Regions from separate parts of the Homo sapiens genome. Here region 2 is linked to region 1. Evidence: chromatin contacts called from ENCODE Hi-C or POLR2A ChIA-PET data. All regions are on one chromosome and are shown on one strand. The core of a region is the stretch at or near the end of the contact, and the rest is flanking DNA. Distances in the headings are between cores, read along the strand shown.

The links. Hi-C counts contacts between places; a loop is a spot of excess contacts on that map. ChIA-PET counts read pairs that join two places held with the same protein, here RNA polymerase II (POLR2A). Pooled maps may share reads with other maps.
Region 2: a loop to region 1 is called in a pooled map, with 2.6 times the contacts of the local background. The contact joins two enhancer-like sites. A Hi-C loop is called at or near these places in 5 of 168 maps with a recorded cell type or tissue (Calu3, GM12878, PC-9 and 2 more), 18 of 37 single-sample maps with no recorded cell type and 10 of 50 pooled maps. POLR2A ChIA-PET finds 5 or more read pairs at or near these places in 3 of 52 experiments (CD4-positive, alpha-beta T cell, CD4-positive, alpha-beta memory T cell and activated B cell).

What each region holds. Positions count from the first base shown.
Region 1 is chr14:68,229,792-68,235,001 of GRCh38, forward strand. The region is part of intron 7 of RAD51B (RAD51 paralog B); the gene reads left to right. Among named protein-coding and RNA genes, the nearest start is that of RAD51B, 410 kb to the left of the region's middle. RefSeq lists enhancers at 2,356-3,555, 2,822-3,191. Within about 2 kb of position 2,925, at least 22 of the 41 ENCODE cell types and tissues checked have a DNase peak (open chromatin) inside an H3K27ac peak, as active enhancers do; they include GM12878, where a contact is called at or near this core.
Region 2 is chr14:68,503,303-68,508,517 of GRCh38, forward strand. It overlaps a transcript of RAD51B not described here. Among named protein-coding and RNA genes, the nearest start is that of RAD51B-AS1, 180 kb to the right of the region's middle. RefSeq lists enhancers at 2,096-2,659, 2,628-2,687, 2,660-3,223, 3,224-3,787. Within about 2 kb of position 3,594, at least 20 of the 41 ENCODE cell types and tissues checked have a DNase peak (open chromatin) inside an H3K27ac peak, as active enhancers do; they include GM12878, where a contact is called at or near this core.

The DNA of each region.
Region 1 (5,210 bases), core at 1,675-4,174:
GGGATTCGTCATGTCTTTTTAGTTAGGCAAGCCTTCAATTTAGGGGACAGGATCAGAGCTGTGTCATAGATCTCTTATATCTTTGTGCCCTATCTTGCCCTCAAGACTGCCTCATCTCTTTGATTAGTTCCTGATGCTGTCATGGGCTAGGCCACCTTCCTCATTTCCTACTAAAATTTTCACTTTAACTAGGTTGAAGCAACTCATATCATTTCTAGCATGTCACTGAATTCTATCCCTGCTCTTCAGAATCAGTTACACTTTTTCAACTAGGTATCCAGCACTGAGAAGGCACAGAGGAGACCAGGCCTGTAGCCAGTTGAGAGGTTACAAAAAGCATCAAATTGTAGGACAGTCTTATACAGGTGACTTTCTCATTCAGTGTAATGTGGATTATATAAGTTGAGGCTTTTTGATTGCAAGCAATATAAATTACTTTGGCTAACTGAAAGGAAAAAAGAGTAATTTTTGAAGGTATAGAGAGTGTGTCATAGAATTGAAGGAAAAGTAGAACAGATTTTCAGAGTAGGACATCTGTGGGAGTAGAGGAAACAGAAACTAATGGTCACGTCAAGGCACCACCACTGGAATGAGTTCACTCCAGACATTTTCTGTTAAACATCTTTATTGTTTGACTAGTCATTCAGATTCCCAGCAGAGAATCTGACTGGCTTTGATTATAAGCCTACCTCTTAGCCAGGGAAGGCCCTGTACCTTAGATGACAGTCCTACCAGCACTGCCCATAATAAAGGTCAGGGGTGGTTACCCAAAGCCAAGCACTTTTGGTGTTCCTACCAAAAAAAGGACATTCAAAGGCAACAGATGTCTACTACAAAATCTGTTCTATGGGATCTACAGTGAGGGAATAGATTCAGCCTTACAGCTAAAGAAACGGATTGCTATGCAGAGATTTCTGCTTCTTAGGAGTTGCCAAAAAGACCCTTATCCGGCTTAGGAGTTCTTGGCTGTGATTTTAGTGTTCTTTTGTTTCCCAAGTATTTTTAAAATGTAAATCAGTAACTAGCAAGAGGCATCTTTGGTCATTGTAGTTGCTTGGAGTAGAATAAATTTAAAAAATTCTTTGATGTGAGAAAAATTACTATCATCATTATCACACATGGAAGGTCAACATTAGGGCCAGTCATTGGAGTTAAACTGTCAGAAGAACATCCCAGTTACTTTCTCACTTTTGAGTTGTGTAGACTGACAGGATTTGAGTCTTTGAGGGCTTTGACTAGGGTAACTGACCTCAAAACAAATAGCTAGAGGGATATTTCTACTTCTATCCGCTGAGGGATTTGTAGCAAGAAGCCATATTGTGGATGGTATATTTTAATAACAAAGGGGATTTTAAAAGGAGGATGACACATTGATTTGGAATGTTTTCTCAACTGTATTTACTTATTCTTAAATATTTTCCTTCATGCTTTCTTTCTCAAGTGGATGACCAGCTGGTTGCCACCTTTTTCTTCTCTCTTTGCCTCTGTTCCTAATTTCTTTCTTATCCTTAACCACTCCACTTTCCTTCCTCCAATCTTGTTTTCTCTCTAAATCTTTCCTCCAACCTTATTGAATCTCTCCCCTTCTTTTTGTTATCTGGTCATTTGATCTATAATTTCGATTCCTTTTCCTGAAATTCCCTCCTTTTTCCTTTTCCCCTAAACCATCATTCTAGTCCTCCCCACACCCAAGCTTCTTATCTCTTTGCTGTTAATCTCCAATGTGTTTATTGACTTGTGTGCCAAAAGGCAAAATCCCCAGCCCCCTCCCAACCATGCCAGTGCATTGAAAAGCAGCAGCTGTCATTGCTCAACAAGTTCCTTGTGATCTACAAATCAATGGATAAGAATTCTCACAGTGAAGGTTTACATGTATATATTTGTATGTATATATGAGACATGTGACCATGTTTAATGAATGGAGAAGGACTTGGATCTTTTCTAGTAGAGAAGAGAAGCAGAAAGCTTTGCCTAACCCTATTTCTTTACTAAGGTAATGAAAAAATTATACAGGGAAAATAAATGATGTTAATGAGAGAAACAGGGACAGGAGACCAATAAACAATCATCAGGCATGAGAATATCTTGCTGAACTTATTATTGATAGTAGACACAGGAATGTAATATAAATGCAGTGATGGAACAGAAAGCAGACTCAGGAAAGAAAGAGATGATAATAAATAGTAATAAAATCCAAGTGATTCATATGCTCAAGTGAAAGAAAGAAGAAAGAGGGCAGTGTACACAAAGTAAAAGGGCAAGAAAATGGAAGTAGAGTCATCACTCGTAGAGATAAATAGTTGGGAAATATGAGAAGCCTTCCTGACATCAGTAAAATATTACATGTTAAACAGCAAACAAAAGACAACAACAGTGTCTGTAGTACTTTTGGAATATAAAAGTTAGATAATACTAGAGTAGTATCTTCAAAATAAGCAACTTCAGAAATCAAGTCCCCAGTAAAGGGAATTGGAAGAATTTGAATAGATGAAATAAGGAGCAGTGGCAAGTGATACAAACCTTAAGCAGGAAAAGTGATTTTAAATGGTACTGGCAGGTTAACAACTGGCAAAAAGAAAAAAAAAGAAAAGAAAAGCAAGATGGTGCTATATCCCCCAGGTGCTGGGAAACCAACCTGGCCTAAAAAAGGAGCAGACCCACCTAACTTTTTGCCAAGCACTGTGCTAGGTGCATTGCATACACTTTTAATTTAAGCCTCGCTGTACATAAAAGTGAAGCCAAGGTCTGAGAATGATATCCATTGGGAGGAAAAAACAGGAAAATTTTCTGAGCCAGTTCCAAAGTCATAAGGCTCAGGGGGAATAACTTTGACTTTGTCAAGTCAGAGTGAACAGCCAGAGTCAGCAGACATAGGATATTGTCAGAGGTAAATCACCAGCTTGGTCTGGTCTGTCTTATTGCAAGGTCAGAGGACCATAGCAAGCCAGCCAAATGTTTTCAACCATGGAAATCCCCTAACTTTCCAACTGCTGCAGTCCCACAGCTCTGAGCTTTTACTCACAGGATGGCTCCCTTCCAGCTTTCAAATCTCTCCAAGTTGATTAATCATTTTCTTGTTCTGACTCATTCAGGCCTCTAGAAAAATAGCTGTAGGTACTGGAAGGGCTATGTAGATCAAGGAGGTCAGATAAATTGGCTTGATGTTGGTCTATAGAAAAATCTAGAAGATATTGCCAAAAGCTTTTAAGCATACCGTCTTCAGATGCTGGGATGTGGGCTATATCCACAGGCCATTGGCTCATTCATGTGTTTGAAGCAGAATATTTTTGTGTGCATTAGGAGACTTGGGTATGTTCATTTCTTAATGTAATGTTAGATATTGTAAGCTGGTTGTTTAGACAGTAGAATTTCATTGTGACCACTTATTTTTATATCTATTTAGATGGAGTACAGGCCAGATTATAACCCCCTAACAAGAACAGCAACAGTAAACACACAGATAGTGCTTATTATTAGTTAAGCATGGTACTAATATTTTCCCTAAGAGGCCACATTCACAGGACTGAAATGTCAGTTCTGGTTGTCTGAGCCAAGGGCATATATGCTGATTACATTATTTTGTCTGGCTAATACACTTTATCATGAAGCTTATTTTAGAAGAAATGTTCATTTTTAGATTTCTGTTTGTATATTTAGGTCATACTATAAGGTCCATTCTCTTGCTTTTATAATAATTTAGTCTTCTGCTTTATTCATTCAATTCATGAACATTCATTAAGTACCTGAGTATGCTAGTCATTGGAGATGCAGTTGTAACTAAGGCATCACCCCAGACCTGAAGTTTTATGTTGTGTTTTGTGCTTAGTGATTGGCATAAGTAAAATACTTGAGGAAACACAGAAGCAGCAGCAAATATTTCTGCAAAGGAGAAGAGAAAATATTTGAGTTGAAGCTTCAAGAATATATCAACATTTTCCAGTTTGACAAGGGTGGGAGGAGCCCCATCAATACAGGGAACAGCATGTGGAAATGCAAAGAGGTGTGAAAGAGCATAGTATATTCAGGGTGAAAAAATACATTTTTTATGAATTGTAGTAGAAAATGAGCCGAAATAGGTTAAGTTGAGGTAAGATTGTGATGGGTCTTACAGCATACTAAGGCATTATCCTGTAAGTAATAGAAGGGCTTATGGAGGTTTTAAAGAAAGAGAGTAACTTCATTTGATTTCTTTTTTCAGGAAGAGAATTCTGATGATAGTGTAGGGTGGAAAAAAGGGGTAACAAAGGAACCAGTGGGAAAGCTGCTGTATAGTCTGGAAGTGGTAGCAGTAAGAGGAGAGGTGAAGGGACAGATTTGAGATGCATATCAGAAGTCAAATGAGCAGACTACTGTGACTGGTTGGATACAGGGGTGGGTGTTTGAGTGGGACCTCCAGTTAGGAACTCAGATGTCTGGATGGGTCATGCTGCCTTCAACAAGAAATTCAGAGGAAAAGCAGCCTTGGGGAATGATGAGGTCATTTTGTAACATGTTGAGTTTAAATTAAGGCACTAATGAGAAGAGACATTCAGGTGGAGAAGTCCAATGGACGACAATAGTATGGGTCAAGAAAGAAAGCTGAGAAGTATCTGAATTACAATTATGCATCACTTAATGATAGGAATGTGTTCTGAGAAATGAGTTATTAGGTGATTTCAACATTATGCAAACATCATCGAGTGCACTTACAAAAACCTAGATGGTATAGCCTGCTATACACCTTGGCTGGATGGTACAGCCTGTTATTCCTGGGCAGCAAACCTGTAGAGCATGTTATTGTACTGAATACTATAGGCAATTGGAACACAATGGCAAGTGTTTGTGTATCTAAACATAGAAATTAAACAGTAAATATATGGTATAAGAGATCAAAAATGGTATATCTATGAGGGTACTTACCATGAATGGAGCTTGCAGGACTGAAAGCTGTTCTGGGTGAGTCAGTGAGTGCACGGTAAGTAAATGTAAAGGCTTAGGATATTACTGTACACTACTGTAGATTTTATAAACACTACACTTAGGCTACACTAAATTTATTTTACAAATTTTCAACAATAAATTAAGTGTAATTACTGTAACTGTTTGACTTTATAAACTTTTAATTATTTTTAACTTTTTGACTCTTTTGTAGTAAAACTTAAATCAAGCACAAGAGAAAATGATATACAATCAAGAGGTAAACAGGAGATATATGAGGCTGCTGCTGCTGT
Region 2 (5,215 bases), core at 2,344-4,843, 270 kb after region 1:
AGAACATTTCAGAAGCACTGGTTTAACCGGCTGACATTCTTTCCAAAATGGATGGACAAGCCTTTAGGAGTAGACAGAGGGCCTCAGGGAGGAGAAACAGCTGAGGAGGAGGCATCTCCCTTCCCCCTCCTCCAGAGGCTGATGCTACAGAGAAGGCGGCAAGGCCTCACTGAGCGCCTACCCACCACTCACTAGATTTCTATCTTTTTATTACCTTACCCTGGGAGATGAATGGGGTTATCTCCATTTTCCAGGTGACAAACAGAGATTCAGAGAGGTGACGAGAGGCTCTCCAAGGACCCATATGGAAGTGTCAGCTGGAATTCAACCCTCAGGCAGCCTGGCTCCAAAGTTCACAACCTTTCCTACTTGTTTCAGCCCTGCCCTGCCTTTCAGGGCTAAGAAGATGTTAGTAGATGTTCCATAAATATTTATTAAATTGAACTGAACTCAGCAGCTGAACACACGCAGGCCTCTTCCACCCTGACCAAGAGGAATCCTTTGAGGGTCTGCAGTATGGAAAGAAATTCTCTGAGGCGCTAAATAAAATCCTGCTCTGAGGTGCAAGGAGGACTTTTTTGAAATTAATAGCTAACAAAGTTTATGCAGACCCCAAAAGGAAAAACAGAAAGGAATTGGAATCATTTTAAAAACAGAGTCGGTAGATAATAAAACTTCACGGTGGTGGTGTTGTCTTTCATCAAGAAGCACGAAGTGCTCACAGGCTTTAATTACATCTTCATCCCTACGGCCCCTTCTGAAGTCGGTAGATGCACGTTAATAGTACCTTTCGTTTTAGGCATGGACACATTCCGGTACCAGAAGCTTTAGCAATTCTCCCCAAGGCAAGCAGAGTACAGAGCTGGATCGGGGCGCAATGACTCTCCAGGCCAGCATCCCATGCTACCTCCAGTTGTATTTCCTGACTCCGCAGCTGAAACCAAGGACTTCATTGACATATTTAGGGGTAGGGGGATCTGAAGGTCTAGGAAAGAAGGTGGGCAAAACCAAGGAATCAGGCCTCCACTTTGGCCTGCACACCATATAAATCCCCTCTTTGTTCACCCATATGCACATTCTTTAATTTAGGCATGGTTTCCATTTGTGTACATCAATGAGTTTGCTCAGTCACAAGGGTGCCGAAGCCTGAGCTGGACCACTCACTTTAGGTAATGCCACAGCAGACAATCAGTGCCTCTGATCATGAAGACTGGAGAAATGTGTCTGGGCTGGGCCCATGCATGATGCTTGGGAGGGAAACTCTCCCAGTGGACTCTGCGACTGGGATGTGGAAGCTCAGACAGCTAGAGATGGGAAAGGAAACTTAAATTGCAAAGGAGTAATCCTTTTTTTTTCTTTCTTTTTTTTTTTTTTTTTTTTTTTTTGCTAGTTCATTTTCAATCATTCATTTCCTGGCTTAAAAAATAATTAATAGTAATAATCGCATATGGCTTTTTAATGGCTCTCCATTGCCAAATACTATTTAAGCACAAATTTCTTCACTAGACACTGGAGCCCAATCTACACACTTGATGGTGTGGCTCCATCTGGGACCCCAGTCTCATTTCTTGTTCTTAATTTCTGTACAGTTATTCCTAATTTGTGAACTGCAGACCTGCAAGAGGCCAGGGCGTTTCAGCAAGGGGTCCATAACTCTTAGTGCCACACCAAACATGGGCAGCAGCTGAAATCCATAGTATGTAAAACTCAGGCGAATTTGAAAGGCCGTTAAATTCCTAGCAGCTCTTTGTCATTACGTGTTTTCTTGGGTACGAAGTTTGACAATTGTTACAAGAAGGGGCCTGCATTGTGATAACAGTTTTCAACCTGGGATCCAAGGAACCCCACGGAGATTCCCTGAAGTATAGATGGAGGGAGCACGAGGATGGAGCAGGAGCAGATGGGGACACCCCATGCCCGCACACACACAGCTAATTCATCCCTGTAACCAGAGAGACTGTTTTGATCAGTTTTGTACACTGGGCTTTCTAGTAAGATTTTATTTGAAGAAAGGACTCTGCCACAGAGGTGAGTGGGGTAGTTTGCAAGCAATGGCTGCAGACAAAGTACATGTATTTCTAGCCAGTCCCTTGCCACAGTTCAGTGGGGCACAGTGAGAAATCTGTCAGCTGCCCGCTCTGTCCAGATCCACACAGTAAGAACTCTGGGTTTGTTAGTGTCTTAGATGCATTAAGTCCCATCTGGCTCTTAGAAATAACAAATGAACTTGTAGATTAGCCAATCTTTTTTTTTTTTTTTTTTTTTTGAGACGGAGTCTCGCTCCGTTGCCCAGGCTGGAGGGCAGTGGCATGATCTCGGCTCACTGCAACCTCTACCTCTCTGGTTCAAGCAATTCCCCTGCCTCAGCCTCCCGAGTAGCTGGGATTACAGGCATGCACCACCATGCCTGGCCAACTTTTTTGTATTTTTAATAGAGATGGGGTTTCACCATGTTGGCCAGACTGGTCTCGAACTCCCAACCTCAGGAAATCCGCCCGCCTCGGCCTCCCAAAGTGTTGGGATTACAGGCGTGAGCGACCGCGCCCAGCCAGATTAGCCAATCTTATTGTCAGTGCAAAGACAGTATCCACTTTGCATATGTACTGCTGAGGGAATCATTAGAACATTCACTGCTGCTGAGGGTCAGGTGGGGAATTCTTTATATACCAGCTTTTCTTGTGGGCCAAAATCCCTAGAGGGATAGTGGCCACTTGGGGTCCATTTTTATCTCCTTCAGTTTCTACCCAAATGTGTCTTTGCTTATGTGGCTGGGGCCTGCCACTCAGGCTTTCAGGACACAGTGTGCCCCCAGGCAGCCTGGGCCTAGAACAGTTGTAGTAATAAGAGGTGACAAAGCAGGACCTTGAGACAGAACTTCCAGAAATTCTTTAGCTGAGCCTCCGTCCTCCCAGCCAGGTTTCAGACAGGATGACACATAAAGAAATCTCTGAACAATCCAGAGCAGTGCACATTAGCGAGTGAAGCTCAGGCAGGAAATGGGAAGGAATGCCTTTGTCTCTGCTTTCCACCCTGCCACCCATAGCTCATTCTCAAAAGCCACCTCCCCAACACTCAGGCTCGGGGTAAATGCTACAAAACGTGGTGGAAACCTCTCACGACCTCCTCTCTGTTGCATGAACGCCTGTTAGAGGCGAAGGAAAACAATGGCAAACAGACCCAGGCCTGTCACAGCTGTACTGGGGCCAGCTGGAATGTGGCTGTGCGTGCGCGTGCATGTGTGCGTGCACGCCGGTGCACACGTGGGAATATAAACATCCTTGGCTCCCCAGCTCCTGTGTGCTGGATCGTGCTGAGTGGGCGCAAAGTTCTGCATGTGTCCGAGGCAGGGAGGGGCAGCACCAGCACACCTAGGCGCTCTCATTTATACATTGAAAGGCGGGTGGGGGGGACAAAGGAGAAGGTTTGGGAATGGCTGGCTGTGTGCCCGTGTATGTATGGGCACATCTCATTGTTGATATGTCTTGGGGGAAATTGAGGGAAATTTTGTGCTTGGGTATGTGTGCACACATGGTAGGCGCCCACACTCAAGTGTGCAGAGGGGGAAGCTGAAAGAAAGTTTCGAGATTCTGTGAACATTCTCAGTTAGAAAAAAATCTGGCAACTCCCCATACCACAGGTGGGTACACATTCAATGCTTGTGAAGTTCATTTCCTGTACTAGTTACCAGCCCTTGTTTATACAGGACACAAGATGTGCTTGGTAGCAAAAGCTCTAGGTCTCCGGGGTGAGTTGAGGGAGAGTGTGTATGTGGAGGGGGTGGGGAGGGAGTGTGGGCATCACCGCACAGGTGCTCTTGAAGTACACATGAAATCAATTTTCAATATTAATCCATAATTCCACTCATATATGTTCAGAGGGGAGAGAAAGTAGAGCTCTAATTTTAGAATGACCCCCTCCTTCATTGCTCCAGTGCTGTTTTAGCACCCAATCTGCTCGGGCCAGTGGCAGCTCGGGTGTCCTCGTGTGTGTTTATGGGTTTGAAACGCATCTGGCTTGTTCTTCTTTGAGCTTTACTTTGTGAGCCCAGCCCCAGGAAGTGTTTATGAGCTTTTTCACTTTGCTTTATTCTGGCTCAGCTTTGTTTGGTAGCACAGAAGGGTAGAGTTTGACATAAATACTCTGTTCTTTGTGTGAGGGCTTCAGATTGCAGAGGGTCCTAGGACTGGCATTCCATAGGAAAGTTGAGGAGTTTGACCCAACCCCATGATCACACACCTGTAAGCGAACATTCTGCACACCTCAATATGAGAAGAAACTGCACTCTCTAAACAAACTCCTGGGCACGTGACCTCCTCAGAGTCTACTTGCCAGTTTGTTCATCCAGATGGTGACCAGCTCACAATAGACACTCAGTGACTGCTAATTAACCATGGAATATTCCATTCCACTGCATTACCAAAGTGCCAGCATCACTCCTCAGCATAGCTCAGGACCTTGTCCAATCAGCTGTCTTGAACACCCACTTTGATCCACGGTTCACGTTCATGTTATAGTCATGAGCCCCTGCTCCTCCGCCAGTCTAGACTCAAGGAAGCAGTGGCACAAATCTCCTGGCTGTTGGGTTCCATGGAGCAGAGAGCCTGAACCCACCCGGAAACCAAGTCTAGACAAAACAGAGCTTTGAGGTTTACACCCACAACCTTTGTACCGTCGGAAGCAGAGGGTGCCAGGGGATCCACTACACGCTCCCTGGGAAGCAGAAGCCAGAGGTGTCGTGCTATTTCTCCATCTGGCCAAGGGTTTAACCCTGCTGAAGACTATTTCTGAGGGGAGTCTCCATGATGAGGGGACCCAAAGATGCTGATGGGGTCATTTCCCAGGCTCTGTTCTGGTCCAGTGCAGGGCTCCAGTTGTTGATGGTGATGGAAGTTTGCTTTATACTTGGTCCCTGCTTGGTTGGAGTCCTCTGCCACCCTCTGGCAATTCACAACATCTAGTCACTTGGAGACCTCTGAACAATAGCAGGACTCTAAAGACTGGGACCCATGGCTCCTCAGTGAATTCTGAAACTGCTTTGAGGTGCTGCCTAAAGTTCAAGGAGAAGCTTACCAAGGAACGGGGACCTGGGGACAGCAATGGAAATAGAGACAGTGAGGTACAGGCCACTCGCTATCCTTTGTAGGAACTTTCAGCTCCTGTTAGCTAGAGACCGTTGCAGAGTCAACATTCTACGCAAGCCAGCGTGGCACCCTGC